Linked DNA regions of Homo sapiens: region 1 is linked to region 2. Evidence: chromatin loops called from intact Hi-C (ENCODE). Cell type or tissue: PC-3. All regions are shown on one strand. Region 1 overlaps PDE4D (phosphodiesterase 4D). Region 2 overlaps PDE4D (phosphodiesterase 4D).

Region 1 (8,000 bases), 52 kb before region 2:
AATTAGGAAATCTACAGCCATTTATTTTAAATCTTGCTCTACCAAAATTGGATTGAGAGACAAATTAAACACAAATCATTAGTTACATTTTATAACTATAGAGGATGTGCAGAAAACAAATATTCAAACCCAATTTTATGTACTATATTGTGCCATATAGTCACAGGAAATCTGTTTTCCTTCTAAATTATTAATAATTTAAAATCATGAATAATTGTTTATGTAAGACAGCTGGCCAGGCTATTAAGGGAGTACAGCTACACAGTAACACCAAGAGTGAGGTGTCCATCTGAGCTACCACATGGAGAAAGAGCAGCTGGCTTTGCCCCACCATATTCAGTTGAAAGCTGCTTATTACTGAGCATTTGAATAACTTGAAAGGAGAGAAAAGGAAAGAACAACGTCAGGGTAGAATGTTTACTTGTTTGAGCCTCCCAGGAGAAATGCCATACAAAGATTTGACTTGATTTTTAAATCAAACCAAAGATCTTTCAGATTACATTGGAGGGCTGAATTGAAAGTTAACATTGTATAAGTTGTATTATTTTTATGTTCTTTTGTATTATACTATGTTCCCTTTTATATTATGTTCATATTACCATGAACTTTAGAGTCGGGATAGATCAGAGCTCAAGTCTTAATGTCATCTCTTCCAAACTGTGTGACCTGGGAAAGACATTTAACGTGTCTAAGCCTCAATTTCCTCATCTATCAAATGGGGATAATATGTTTACTGACTACAAATTAAGTAAAATAAGACCTACAAAACTGGGTGCTACTGTATGATAACACAACAGTTACTACAGATGCTATTATTATTAGGTCACGTGTGTGAAGAGAAAGTAAAAAGAAGACAAGATGCAAAGATAAAGAAGGCAAAATGCAAAGATCCTATTTCAATGAAGCCAATAGTAGTCTTTCAAGTTGCTGTTCCTTCTTATTTCTCTTCCTTCCAATAATAATAATTCCTATTGTCTACCAAGTATTGAGAGCCTGTCATAGGTCAGACACATGGCATGCATTGAGAGAAAGAGAATTCAAATTATTCTCTTGAACTTTTGAGCAACTCTATCAATGGGTCTTATTTGGTTCCATGTTACTGCTGAGTAAAAGAACATGCTCACAGAGGGTAAGAAACCTGCCCACCAGCACCTTACCAGTAGACATTAGAGTCAGGACTTTAAACAGGCTTTTGGACTCCAGAAACCATGCTCTGCCTACTCAAATTTAGTAGCTGTTCTGAGGATCTCATTCTCACTTATTTCCCCTTTTTTATTTGTTTGTTTATGTTCTAACCACTGATTTGAAACAAATTCTCAGACCAGAAATTTTTACTCCTGTGGAAAGAGTAATTGGATGTTCTCATTACAATATTTTTTTCTTCATGAATGTAATCAAACATCAGCTGGAAGCTTGCTTTTAATGCGTGGATAAACCAGCCCACACATTTTATTTTCCCTGAGGCGTATTGCTGGGAAAATCTATTTCTGATTTTAAGAAATCAACATATGCTGAACCAACTGTCTATTTTCATTTAAATTGACAGGAGCTGAGACTCAAAAATTATGTTGTATTTTCCACTTCTAACATTGTTGATAGAAAAGTTGAGGTAAACACTTTATTCTGCCTTAGATGCCTGCTAAATTAGTCTCTCTAAGTAAAAATGTCAGGAGGCTATTGTTGGATTAATTTAGGTGGAGTTGATACAGTTTTAGGGAAGAACCGTTCTACAGTATGAGAACAACTTTTAATATTATGTTAGTTATAATCTGGAGCATTTATCATACCTTATTATATATCGTATGTTTTGACTTTCTCCTCTATTGGGCTGTGGGCTCAATTAAGATAAGAATGTATCTCCCTTATCTTTGTATATCGGTGCTTAGTGCATTGCCTGGCACATAGCAGGCGCTCAACTCTGTTGAATTAAATGATCAATGAGTTAAACTAGATGGCTATATAGTTGATCTTCTATATAGTTGATCTTCTATATTCAAAATATAGTTTACATATATGTATGCAAGTGTATATGTGTGTTTATGAATAAGAAGAACTATATCTTCATACTGTTGAAAAGTTATATTGTTTCTCATACAGATTTTATTCCTTTAGCTAAAGTTGTATCAATATTAAATTTATAACTAAAACGATATTACGTTGGCACATGAGGGTTTTAGTCAGCTCCAGCTGCTACAACAAAATACTATAATCTGGATAACTTACACAACAACAGATTAATTTTCTCACAATTCTGGAGGCTGAAAGTTCTGAAATTAGGGTGCCAGCATGTTTAGGTTCTATTGGGGGCCCTCTTCCTGGCTTGCAGTCAGTGCCTTCTGACATGGTGGAGAAAGAGCAAGCTCTCTGGTGTCTTTTCTTATAAGAGCACCAATCCCATCATTGCAGGCCCCACCCTCATGATCTCATCACCTCCCAAAAGACCCATCTCCGAATACTATTACATAAAGGGTTAGGGCTTCCACAAGTGAATTTTGAAGGGGACATAATTCAGTGCATAGCAATGAGTATCTTGTAGGCTTATGACCATATAATTTGAAGCTATGATTTATGTAGAAGTTGGACAAAAATGTTTCACATAATTAGTTATGTTCACATGATCTAATGCCTGAAACTCATTTTTAAATATGCCTGAAACTCATTTGTTAAAATTATAGTGTTGGGAAAAGAAGCATTTAATATTTGTTAGCATTGAACTTAAAAAAAATTAAACACATTGACTTTAGAGAAATGTATATGTTGAAGAGTAGGTGTGGATGAAATGAAAGAAGAGAGCTAACCCTTCTCAGTGCCAGACACAGTGGTGTGGGCATTAATAATTCAACCCTCATAGCAGTCCTTAGGGTGGTCTTAACCATTTCATGGGGAAATTGAGACTCAGAAGTTTACTAATTTGGCCAAAGTCACATAATTGTTTAGAGACTGATTCAAATCAATGTCTTCTTTATTCCAATCAATCTTTTAGGGACCTTATCTGTTATTTATATGAAAAAAAACAACTAACTTTAATGTTTATGGAGTTTGTTTAATTAAATAAAGCCCTTAGGATTTCAAATTGTTTCCTAAGTCCAAGAGATCCCAATGAGAAGGAACACAAAGTAATTTTTAATGATTTAAAGTAAATGCTTTAGACTGAAATGGTAGCTTCTTTTTAAATAACATTTCAAATTAGGTTTACTATTAACATTTACAAAGAACCAGGGCTATAAATCAACTTTATATGCAGTGCATTCCATTGATCTTAATAGTTGTATTTGCAAGCTGAGTAGAAGAGATTTACAGTTCTCTCTCAAGGGATAGATCTCCTTTTTTGGGCAATGAATATACTCCTTCAGAAAGTCCTCTTGCTCTTTTACGTACTCTTTTTTGCTTGGTATTTCAAAGGCTTTTTGTTATACTTTAAAAATATTCAACAAAAAGTCACTGAATATCTACAATGTGTTTATATCTTGGGTGTAATGCCTAGGTTAATAAGATGCATAGAAATATGGACCCAGTGCTACAGGCCCAGCAGTGAGCAAAACTCAGGGAAACAAGTGACACTAAACAGTGTGGAGAATGCAAAGGCTAAAGGCTATATGAGTCCTGGCATGAGCACGGAGGTATGGGCTGAGCAGCGCTGCCTGAGGAGGTGATGTACAAGTGGGTATTTATCCCCCCCGGGCAAACCAGAAGGAAAGGTAAAGCCAAGGAACAAAGTAGACAATGGAGATGGTGGGGAATGGAGGGAGAAGAGGAAAGAATCTTGGAGAGATAGTCAGTCTTAAGGTCCAATTAAACTATTTCATGGCAGCCATTATTATCCTGAATTTTATGGATGAAGAAGTGAGGTTCAAAAATATTACATAACTTGCCCTGTGTGACAAAATAAATGAAAAGCAGAGCCAGGTTCAATGAAAGTATGTTTGACTTAGGTTTTAAAATTCTAGTCATAAATGGCAATTTAATGTTGTTATATATTTGTATTGGGCTTCAGCAAAAACAAAAATAAAACCTCAAGTACACAAAAGCTCTAGTAATAGAGCCATGTTTGTGCAGTTATTTCCAGCAATCCTTGGAACCTCCAAAATTCTCCTCAGCCTGACATTATATGCCCTATGTGTCATTTCATTATGTCACCACCTGGTGGTGCACTCACACCCACTTTGGGAGAAAGGGGGTTAGAGAAGGGAGGACATCTGTGGACAAGCCAATAAAAGCATTTACTGGCATCGTGACTTCATAATTTACACTTTTATTTATGCATAATTAAGTATAAATAAACAAAAACATGTATTTTCTAACTGCTACCTGTTCTGTTTCCAGTCTTGCTTGAAAATCATCTTTCTCAAAAAACTACCTATCATGTGCTATGCCCATTACCTGGGTGACAAAATGATCTGTACACCCCTACAAAATGCAACTTAGTCATGTAATAAAGCTGCTTATGTTCCCTCTAAACCTAAAATAAAGGTTGGAAAGGAAAAAATAAATAAGATAAAAATTATCTTTCTCTATCAGAGTAATTTGACATCTTGAGGAAGTGATCCTGGGACTTCATATTCTTTAGGATTCAGGTGTCCAGATAATCCCAGAAGTAGCCAGCAATTTGGCCATTTGGGGTGTAGAAACCTTCATACCTAGGTTATTGTAATACCTCAGGCTATTCTCTCCAGGTTTCCAGTGATTAATTAGCTGTGAACCTCAACCAACACCTGACTCTAGAAGAGTCTTCAAATAGGTCCTAGAAGGACCAAGTAAAATCACCATCCCTCAATCCCTCAATTTTTCCTTTTTCCAAGTCAAGAATAAAAGAAGTCTGGGAAACATTGCCAGGTCAGCTTCTTTTTAAGCTCATGATTTTCTGCTACCTGAGGGAAGGAGAGAAGGAAAAAGAAAAGAAAAGAAAACCTCAATGAATGCTCCATAACCTGGATTTTAATCTCTCTTTCCCTTTTTGGGATAAAATTGTTTAATGTAATTAACTACAAGGAGAAAAGTTAACCAGTGGCTTCTGCTTTTGCTGAAAGCACTTTTTCAAACCCAGCTGTCATGTCAAATGCATTCAATATTAGTTTGGACAACTCCTTACGTGGGTCTCAGAATGCATCTCTAAAGAAAGTGTTTAAATATTTTTTAATGTGAAAACCCATATGGGTATTTTGGTGATAGGATTTCTTCTATGATTCAGGAATAAAGTATAATGCCCAAATAGGCCCTTGCCATTCCTATCAGGGACATTGCATCCATAATCCATTTTCCATATCCGTTTGTATGTAAATGAAAAGTCTCACACATCACAACTTCTGTTTTTCTCATTGTAGGATCGCCTCATCTGTATTTATCCACATTAGTAAAAATTATCCAAATCCCAGAAATATAACAATAGTCCGTATTTCTTGAGCATTTACTCTGTTCTAGGCTCTGTGTTAAATGCTTTGCATGTAATGTCTCATTTAGTTTTACCACATTCTATGAGGTATTTACTCTCCTTTTCTTATATGGGTAAGAAAACATGTTGAGTTATTCAGGTAATTTGCCTATATTCACATACTGGTCATGAGAAAACTAGAGGACCCAGGAGATTGAAGCCCATATTTCATCATTTGACTGTCCTAGGAAACGCCTTGTATACTTGTTTTTTTAAGGTATTCTGTCACCCAAGAACATTGAAGGTATATGCAGATTCTCTTTTCCTGTTCTATTCCACTAGACCTGAATATGAGGGATGAAAATTGCTTTGGTTTTGATGTGACTTCAGTACCTTCTGTATTTGACACAGAGGTGAGTCACATCCTGATCAGTGTTGAAAGCATTTAGTAAGATTATTAGTTTATAAAGAAGGCTGAACCATGACTATATAATAATGAAGCAATTGTAAAAAAATCAGAAAGCATTCACATTCATTCCTTGAATTTCCAAAAGCATTCAACAACAGAAAAAGGGCAAACACGTTTATTCCATGTATATATACTGAATTCCTACTATGCACCTTCAACAATAAAGGCTTTTGGTATATAGGAGTATACTGAGCCCAGTTAGATTCAAGTGAAATTCCTAGTAATGTCCTGGTATACAAGGAGCTTAAATGTTCAACATATAACATTGTTTCTTATGATAGGTTTCACCTATAAGCCCTCTAAACTGTTTGTAACTCTATAAGAAATAATTAATAAACCCCAACAAGGTCTATTTAATGTCTTGAGACAGATCATTCTACTCACTTTAGATTTCTTATAGATAATAACCAGCACCTAAAACAATTTTTAAAGACATAGGAAATCCAGAATAAATATAACTATCATAGGAACATGGAAAGAATTAAAGAAATGGCAGAAGTTGGGAAAAAAACTACTGGAGGAAAAGGGTGAAAATGTGTGACAATGAAGATTTGCAAAGGTTCTAGAATACTTTAAATTAAGTTAGAATAAACTTTTAGTTGCACTGTGCTTTGACTTTTTATTCAGCCTAAATTGTCCTTTTAAATTCAGGTTGTTCATCTCCAAGGATGAATGTAATTTAACTGAATCTTGTATTAGAGACTTGCACATTTCTCACTCATTAATATGATCAAAAGCATCTTATTTATGTCAAAAGACGAGAAACGAAGGCCATTTTTGGCATTGTCCTAAAGTTGTGCTTTCTTGCCTTATTAGCATTTCATTTCAAGCAATAGATTGAACAGAAATGCTTGTGATTGAATGAAGATTAATTATAGGGTATGGGAATATTCAAACCTTTTTAATTGTTCTGAGTAGTGTCTTCTGCTGTTTTGTTATCCAAAAGGGAGTAAGTATTTGGGGAACAAAGATTGTGACACATCTGGTAATATTCAAGATGCACACCCCCTCACTAGACTGTCAAAAGGCTGGGCTTGTCACAGATGTCGAGGCTGTGATGTATTGTCACTCTTGCTGCACCCATGGATGCGCCTCTCCTGATATGCGACTCCCATTGGGAATGTGAAGACACAGAGGAGATTTTTAATCAAGAGCATAGGTAGGAGTCAATGATGCATAGCTGGCAGATGCAGATTTCAGCCTGGGAATATTTAGAATAATTTGGATTGCTTTATAGTTTATAGTAGCATCTTTTATGCAGGACTCTGACCTAATTATTTCAAAAATTATTGCTACTGATTATAATCTCATTGTTGCTTTCTTTTATCTATTCATTGTTTAAACAGCATTTTTAGGGGGCAGGGTAGGGAGAAGCAGTGTAGCTTGGTAATAAAGGGCATATGATCTGGACCCAGCCTACCTTGGAAAATGATTAAGCCCCAATTTTCCTATATGTAAAATGGAGACAATACTAGCATCTACCTCACAATATTGTTGATTGAATGAAATGAGATAATATAAGTAAATTACTTCCAGTAGTCCCTAGCACATAAGCACTCATTAAATGTTAGCTTTTAAAATTGTATTCCAGATTAACATGCCTAAAAACTAGGGCTACGTACTGAGAATTCATAGAACCAATTTTACTTTGTGTCTGTGTTCTTATGCCTGCATCAGGCATTACGAAGAATACAGAGAGACAAACTTTCTATTCCTCAGGGTTGACAATAGAAGAGAAATAATAATACACAGGAAATAAGTAAAAGTATAATTCAAACTCCAAGTTTAATGATGTATAAAATGAAGAGGTCAGTTTGGGCTATAACAATCAGATAAGATTCACTAGGTGCTAAACTCGATCTAAACTGAGAAAAATAGACAAGACTTATAAATATTAGTTTAAAACATAAATCTGAAAGTGTTACTCCCCTATATTTTAGTAAGACTTCTCTGTGGCCCTTGCTCCTATAACAGTTTCTTTAAGGTTAAAACTGCTGGGTTTCTGAGCTCTTCTCCATCCTACTAAATGAGAACCTCTAATACAAGAGGACAGTGCTTGGAAATCTACATTTGTATAGAACCCAAGTGATTCTTATCAAGCAAATAATGGAAATTCTATCTTAGAGAAGTCTAAACATACTAAGGCCCTTGTTTAGACTCTAT
Region 2 (8,000 bases):
AGCTAGATAGGAGGAATTAAGTGGTAGTGTTCTATAGCACTATAGTATGACTATAGTTAACAACGATATATTATATATTTTCAAATACTTAGAGGATATTGAATAGTCCCAAAGAAATGAAAAATGTTGGAACATATGCTAATACCCTGATCTGATCACTATGCATTGTATGTATTGAAACATCCCTACGTACAATTATTATGTATCAATTTAAAAAATATCTAAAAATATATGTGTACCTAAGTGTATACACCTTATATATCCTTTGATTTCCTTATGAAACACAGCATAGTTTGAGATTTAAAATGAATAAAATGGTTCTTTATGCTCTGTAAAATTAGAAAATCCTTCAGCTTTTAGAAGCTCTCTGTTGGTTTATTAGTTGATCACAAATTAATATGTCCCTTTGGTTTAATCTGTATCATAAAACAAAAGTTGACTGTTCCCAAACATGTGCTTGGATAAGAGAAAGCTGTTAATAAATATCTATTGACTGAATGAAAGTATAAATGAATAAATATTTTTAGCCCTTAGAAATATGTGAAAAATACCTAGAAAATATTAGACATACCAAGGTCAATGCTAAATGTAAAATGTATTTCTAAGAAAACTCTAAGTATGCAACCATATGGATTGATTAAAACTAGTTACTTAAAACCTCTTATGACTGTATTTTTCTTGTTTTTGAAAAATAAATGCAGTTTGCACTCTCCTTGCTTAGAACTTACGTATTCTATTTCACAAAAGTGCATGCTTGTGTTATTAAATGTGTGTGTGTGTGTGTGTGTATATACATATACATATATCTTGATCCCTAATCTCAGTTAGCTCCAAAGGTGTTCTAAATATATAAATGTTATAGGTCACAGTGTGATCTCTTAACACTATATTTTTTGGTTGAGTGTGGTGGCTCATGCCTGTAATCCCAGCACTTTGGGCGGCTGAGGTGGAAGGATAATTGGAGCCCAGGATTTTGAGATCAGCCAGGGCAACATAGTGAGACCCTGTCTCTACTGAAAATACAAAAAAATTATCCAGGTGTTGTGGCACGTGCCTGTAGTCCCTGCTACTTGGGAGGCTGAGGTGGGAGGATCTCTTGAGCCTGGGAGGTCGAGACTACAGTAAGCCAGGATTGCGCCACTGCACTCCAGCCTGGGTGACAGAGTGAGAGACCCTTTTTCAAAAAAGCCTACGTTTTTCACCAACACATTTCAAAATTACTTTTAAAATTATTATTGTTTTTAAAGATAGGTATGTGCCAAAATTAGAACTTTGGGTCCAAGAGCATCTCCACATTCACATAAAGAAACTTAAGTTCAGTAACTTGCTCAGGCTATAAAGTAGAAGAGTTAGGATTTGAACCCAGGTCAGAGGGCTCCAAAGCCCTTTCACTTTCCATCAAAAACATTTGATATTTTGCCAAAAATATCATGACTGTTTGTCCATTGCCATTTCATATCCTTCAAACAGCTATAAAGTGTGGAGAAATGATAACTTCATAACTCACGCTACAGCTCGCAGACACACTTAATTAGCTTAGGGACAAACAGTTGTGACATTATGAGTGGGAGTTGCAAGGCTGAGTTGAATGTACTGATGGGGATGTTGGTTAAAAACAAAAAGCCATTCTATTCTACATCGTGGCAATCTTTGTACTTCAAAAGTAGTAGTATTCTGAGACGTTTACTGTGTATTATAGATTTGAATCACAATTCAGCAATACTAGAGAAGGAGAAATCTACTTTTTCTAAATTTTCTCTACAGTGAAATAAAATGCTTTTGGAATATTTACTTGAGGAATGGGTTATCTGAATGTTCTCACTGAAACTCATTACACCGTATAGTGAAAATCTAGTTACAGGTAGTTGAAGTGTAGGTATAGATAGTATGTGATTCATAATGACGCATGTATGCCATGATTTACCTCAGTCACTGGACAGTAAGAATGTGATTAAGGAAGTTTCCTCTGCAACATTTCAAGATAAGTTAGCTGTTTTGAGCCACACAAATATTAAACTATGCATTGTGGCCAAGTGCCTATAATGCCAAAAGCACCTGTTTCAAATTGTGAGTAATATCTTATGTGTTACACTATTGAAATCTCCTTGTTACAGAATATTAATACTACCTATTGAAAAGAGTAAGAAATAAGAGTTTCTCATTTCCACCCTTTTGGATTTATTTCATCAAATGATGTGTTGATGAATAATGCCCTTTCTGTAAGATGGATAACTCATGGAAAGAAAGCCATTTGGACATGGATACTCAAGATTTTAAAGAATTTAGGAGGTGGCAGTGTGAATATCAAATAAGGTGCCACTTGTAGAGAGAGTATCTCAGAAAAGGAGCAGAGAATCATACAATAGAAAAGTGAAAAGCTGTTTCCTGTGGTAGATAGACTCTAAATAATGATTTTAGAGACAGACATAATAAATTAATTTATTGGTTCATTGAAGAAACATCCTGAGTTCCTATGACATGCTAGGCATTGTGCTGGTGGGGGCGAGGGTTGGGTGAGTAGTGGCGTATGGAGATGAAAAGATGCATCAGACATGGTCCTTGTCTTCATAGAACTTTCCACAGGGTAAAACTGGAAAAACCCTGCTGGGACAGAGTGGGCATCTATTCCGGCTTAGGCAAGCATATCTTATCCTATTGATATCTGTACAATATTATCCTTAAACTAGAAATACAATAATATGTTTTATTCTGACAATGAGGAATAATTTTCCATATTAAGGAATAGGTTAATCTCTAAATAGTATGCTATTTATTTTATCTTACTTTTTCCTCTGTGTTTTTAAATATTTAACAATTTAGGTAGCATCCTAGCAGGGCATCACTAGAGAAATAAAATGAAGCATTTTTAAGTAAATATATTTTACAGATCATTTGGAATTGTTTCAAAAACTTCATTAACTTTTAATGAACCAAAAATATAGTTCATTGGAATTAAATGTTCCATGTGAAGATATTTATTTCGGAAACTACATGACTAAACCAATGGTAAGTTGAAGTTAAAAAAGTGACCCCAAGAGAGGGACAATGTCATATTATTATTGTTATAACCCATATATGTTTAATAATGACCATGCAGGATGGTGCATATAGCAAATAACTAGGTAAAGTTTCTAGGAATTTTTATTCTATTTCTCTTCTTTCAATTCTAATGTATGGGCCAACTCATCATTTTAATACAGAGCTTTGAGAGAAAATGCATAAATGTAATTTTCTGTATGATCACTAGATGGCGCCATGCTTCCCTTAGAATGAAGCTGCTCAGGAATTTGCAAGTGCAGTTCTGAGTATTTCACATAGAAACCTGGAAGATGAGACAATTGTATTTCCCATAAGGTTTTGATTCACTAATATCATCAAAACAACAATTAGCACGTGTTACTTTGCATTCAAAAAGGGAGTAACGATTGGGTTTGTAAACAGTATATTGAAATAATCATTACTGAGGACAAAAGTGAAGCATGCCTCTAAGAGGTAATTCGGAAGGTCTCTTTTGCTTTCCAAAAACATACTAGTAACAAGGAAACATCTTATACTTGCTTGGAAAACTGGGTCCTAGTCAATGAGCTATGTCTTAAGGAATGGAAATACTGGCAAATGTGGTAAAGTTTACATAGCCATTTTCTGCAAACCAAGAAGATAAATTGCATTCTGCCTAGTCTTAGGCAAACAGTTGGGCCATTTACTGTTCCATCAAAAAAAGGATTGTCAGATCCCCAAAAGCACAAGGATGCATATAGAGTGTCCATTTAAACTTCCTGATCAAAGATATACACTCGTGAAGGTGGAGTGGAAGACTTCTTTATAGGAGTATGATTCATGTTTATAAAATTGGAGACACTTAGAAAGTTGAGTTAAAAGTGACTCAAAGGATATCTTTTCATTGCCCTTTTTATAGATGGAAAAACATGGATGTAGCTGTTTCATACAGCTAAGACACTAGTGCATCAAAACACAATACATTTGTGAGACATCTTGTTATGATTTCAAAGCAGTTTGTCAATAAATGTGTATGTTCAATGGTTACAGTTTGGGATGGTAAGACATCATCAGCTCAGAATAGTAACATCCTTCCCTTTATCTTTTTTATAGAACTTTAAACCTGGATGCAATTTTAAGATCATATGCATCATTTTTTCTATATGGTGATTACATTCTAGATAAATTAATTTGTGATACACTCTGGACTTTTTGTATTACATCAAGTTGAAGTTTCCTTTTGTGGACTTAGAAACAAAAAATTTGCAGTAATAAAAATGAAAAGAGATTATGCAAAAATAATTACTAATGACCATGTTTCTTAGGTGATGAATTTAATTGAGTGTTGGTATTTTAAGAATACGTGCATCAAGCAAATTATAATGTAACCAAATATCCAGAGATTTGAGGAGGAATATCAGGTTATTATCACATTTCAGAGCTGAATTTTTCTTCTTTGGTTCATTGACTGCATTGAATCTTTGTTTTGTGGGTGATATAAACTTTTTCATTTCATTCCTTGCTCTAGGAGTGACTCTGGGGAATCATTAGGTACATGCTTGTTGGTTTTCCATAATAATTATCTCTGAGCCCTAATGGTTTCTGGATTTGGCCTCTCTTCACTTTCTCCAACTTTAGGCAGGAGTTCAGAATGGCCTTCAGTTGCAAAGAGAAGTATAAATCCAACTTACCATCTAGTCTCTTTCTGTGTGGTCTTGGCAAATTTTTTAATCCTGGCTAGGCATGCTGTTACTGGCAGAAATGAGGTTCTGCCTCAACTTTAGCTCCAGCCCTGCCGTTAGCCTGAAGACTTTCCAAGATTTAGGGAGGGTCCATGAATATCTCATCTTCAAGAGTGTGCTATAGAGTTATCGAGCAACTCAGATCTTTTAAAAATCTTGAGTTTAGGAATCATACATTTAAATGTCAGTTCTCCTAGAAAATGAAGATTTTAATCCTTTAGAAAAAAATCTAGGGACAAGGAATTCTAGCATTTCCTAAAGATTCCATCATAAGTAGTGCTTTTAATGTAAAGGGTTTCTTTGAAAAAAATTATTTCTTTACTTTTTTTTTTTTTTTCCTTGAGACAGGGTCTCCCTTTGTCACCCAGGCTGGAGTGGAGTGGTATGATCATGGCTCCTGCAGCCTCTACTTGCTGGGCTCCAGTGATCCTCCCACCTCAGCCTCTCAAATAGCTGGGACTACGGGCTCACACCACCACACCTGTCTCATTTTTGTATTTTTTGTAGAGAAGGGGTTTGGACATGTTACCCAGGCTGGTCTTGAATTCTTGGGCTCAAGTAGTCCTTCTGCCTCCATCTCCCGAAGTGTTGGGATTACAGGTGTGAGTCGTCATGCCTGGCTGTAAAATTGTATTATATTTCTAATATGAAGAAATACTTGGTTTCTCTTTACTGTTTAGAAAGATAATTATCATGATTGTTTTCTTTATTAACTCCTATATGATACTTTGTATTTTTATCCCCTGCTACTCACCCCAAGCTTATTTTTATAATTAGAAAGGAATCAAGCTAGCCAAACAGGAGTTATCCTTCCTTAAGGTAGAGAAGTTACTATTTTTTTTCAAATGGCGATCTGCCTGCCTGAGTTGCTATTTGGATCTCTGATGATTTCTTCCTTTGATCCCCTAACTCAAAGCAGGCAATCAAGGCTATGCTGTTAGTTGTAACCAGATGGAAACCTGATCTCCATTTATACTTTGCCTCTTGTATTGATAACAGGACATGAACCAGGATAGATACACTAACAGTATTTGACTCTGCTGCAGTTGCCAGGCTAAATAACCAGAACTCATATCTCATTCTACTCTACCTATGGAAACACTCTGTATAATGAAAATGTGTGTTGAAAGTGTGTGGGTATATGTTGTGTGTATATGCATTAAAATTCTCATTAGCATGGGCTGGTTGTAATAGTGCATACCTGTTATCCCAACTACTTGGGATGCTGAGGCAGGAGGATCATTTGAACCCAGAGTTCAAGGCCAGCCTGGGTAACACAGCAAGACCGCCATCTATTTAAAAAAAAAAAGTAAAAACTCTCATGAGAATAATAATTAAAGTAGCTATGTTGATCATTGCAGTAATTAAACCAAAATATTAATACTCATACCTGATATAGTTTTTTCCACTTTATTATAATTACATTTCTCTCAAAAAATTTAAGAATTAGTATATGTTTAACATATACAGGTTGAATATCTCTTATTGTAAATGCCTGGGACCAGAAGTGTTTCAACCTTTGAATTTTTTTTTTGGATTTTGGAATACATGCATACACATAGTGAGATATCTTGGGGATAAGACCTTCATCTAAACACAAAATTTATTTATGTTTCGTATATACCTTATAAACATAGGCTGAAAATAATTGTATACAATATTTTAAAATGCTTTCGTACGTGAAACAAAGTTTTGGCTGTGTTTTGACTATGACTTGTCACATGAGGTCAGGTGTGGAATTTTCCACCTGTGACATCATGTCAGCACTCAAAAAGTTTTGGATTGTGGAACATTTTGCATTTTGGATTTTCAGATTAATGATGCTTAACCTACCTTGTGAAATAATGGAGTCCTTTATTAATAACAAAACAATAATAGATGATACTTACAGAGTACTTGTGTGTCAGGCTCTACTCTAAACATTTTATATGTATTAAACCAATTAATCTTCACAAAAACTCTGAATTAGATATATTATTATTATTTCCATATTTTAGAGGAGAAAACTGAGAAACAAGTAATCTAGTCTGTACTCTACCATAATGCTATGTTACATTCTATCAACACTCCCACTGCCTCTTCTGAATTCATTGATAGTGGTGTGGTGGCATAGAGTCCACAGAGTGGAGCATTAATTAATTTTGCATAATGTGAAAGTAAAACTTAAGAAAATTTTAAGGAATAGACAGTGTGCAGTGTTATGGAATCATAACTATACAATTAAGGGGTTAAATGAAATCATGCCCAAAATGCTGTGTTTTAAATGGTGGCACTGACTGATAAAATGTAGATTTGAGTTATTTATTGTTTCTACATTCTCAAGTGAAAAAGGAAGAAAGTAGGAATAAAATTCTGGACTATTGGGGGGGGTGTCTTTAGTCTTGCAAAAAGTAAAAAATAGAAATAGAAGAAAGTTTTTATGGTTCATATTGTAACATCAAAATATGGAATGAAAACTGTGGTCTCCCATGAAGTATTTCAGGTGCTGGAAGGAAATCTCCTAGACTAGGACTCTCAGCAAGTCCATGGTTCCTATTATGTCCAGCATGCCATAGAAAAACTCCAGAATTAGTTAAATTTTAATAATTTAATGGAGAAAACTAATTTTTCAAGGGGCAGCTAGTTAACTTCAGCATGAGTCAAAAAGCACTTCATCTGTCAATATTTATGTAAATATTTATTTTGAATTATACATTTATTTAGAGTATTTATTTACATTAGAATAGAGGGAACTAAGGCCGGGCACGGTGACTCATGCCTGTAATCCCAGCATTTTGGGAGGCCGAGGCGGACAGATAACCTGAGGTCGGGAGTTTGAGACCAGCATGACCAACATGGAGAACCATGTATCTACCAAAAATACAAAATTAGCCGGGTGTGGTGGCAGATGCCTGTAATCCCAGCTACTTTTGGGAGGCTGAGGCAGGAGAATTGCTTGAACCTGGGAGGTGGAGGTTGTGGTGAGCAGAGGTTGCAGTGAGCCAAGATCGTGCCATTGCACTCCAGCCTGAGCAACAAGAGCGAAACTCCATCTCAAAAATAAAGAATAAAGGGAACTAGCCATCTGATCATATTACAACCAAAGCCTTTTATTTTCTTCATAACCTAACTGAATGTGTCAAACAGTTTGTGATTCTGTCCTCCAAATATGCATGTATATTCCAAAAGAATCTGTGACCCTCAGTAGGCCTGTTTTTAAGTCAGTGAACTAATTCTTTCTTTCTTTCTTCTTCTTCTTCTTCTTCTTCTTCTTCTTCTTCT

What was found. A loop is a pair of places that touch in the nucleus more often than their neighbours do. Peaks named below come from ENCODE experiments on the same cell type or tissue, not always from the same donor. Only the 100,000 strongest peaks of a DNase experiment are listed, where the experiment ranks them.
Region 1: it touches region 2 in a loop (3.0-fold over the local background); 8 of 110 quality-filtered maps call a loop at or near these places.

The regions. Positions count from the first base shown.
Region 1 is chr5:59,720,840-59,728,839 of GRCh38, reverse strand. The region is part of intron 1 of PDE4D (phosphodiesterase 4D); the gene reads left to right. Among named protein-coding and RNA genes, the nearest start is that of MIR582, 21 kb to the right of the region's middle. In PC-3, CTCF peaks have their summits at 4,028 and 4,158 (motif pointing left); a DNase peak (open chromatin) is centred at 5,769; H3K27ac peaks cover 1,574 bases.
Region 2 is chr5:59,668,887-59,676,886 of GRCh38, reverse strand. All of the region lies in intron 1 of PDE4D (phosphodiesterase 4D), which reads left to right. Among named protein-coding and RNA genes, the nearest start is that of MIR582, 31 kb to the left of the region's middle. In PC-3, a CTCF peak has its summit at 3,247 (motif pointing right); a DNase peak (open chromatin) is centred at 1,956; H3K27ac peaks cover 1,636 bases.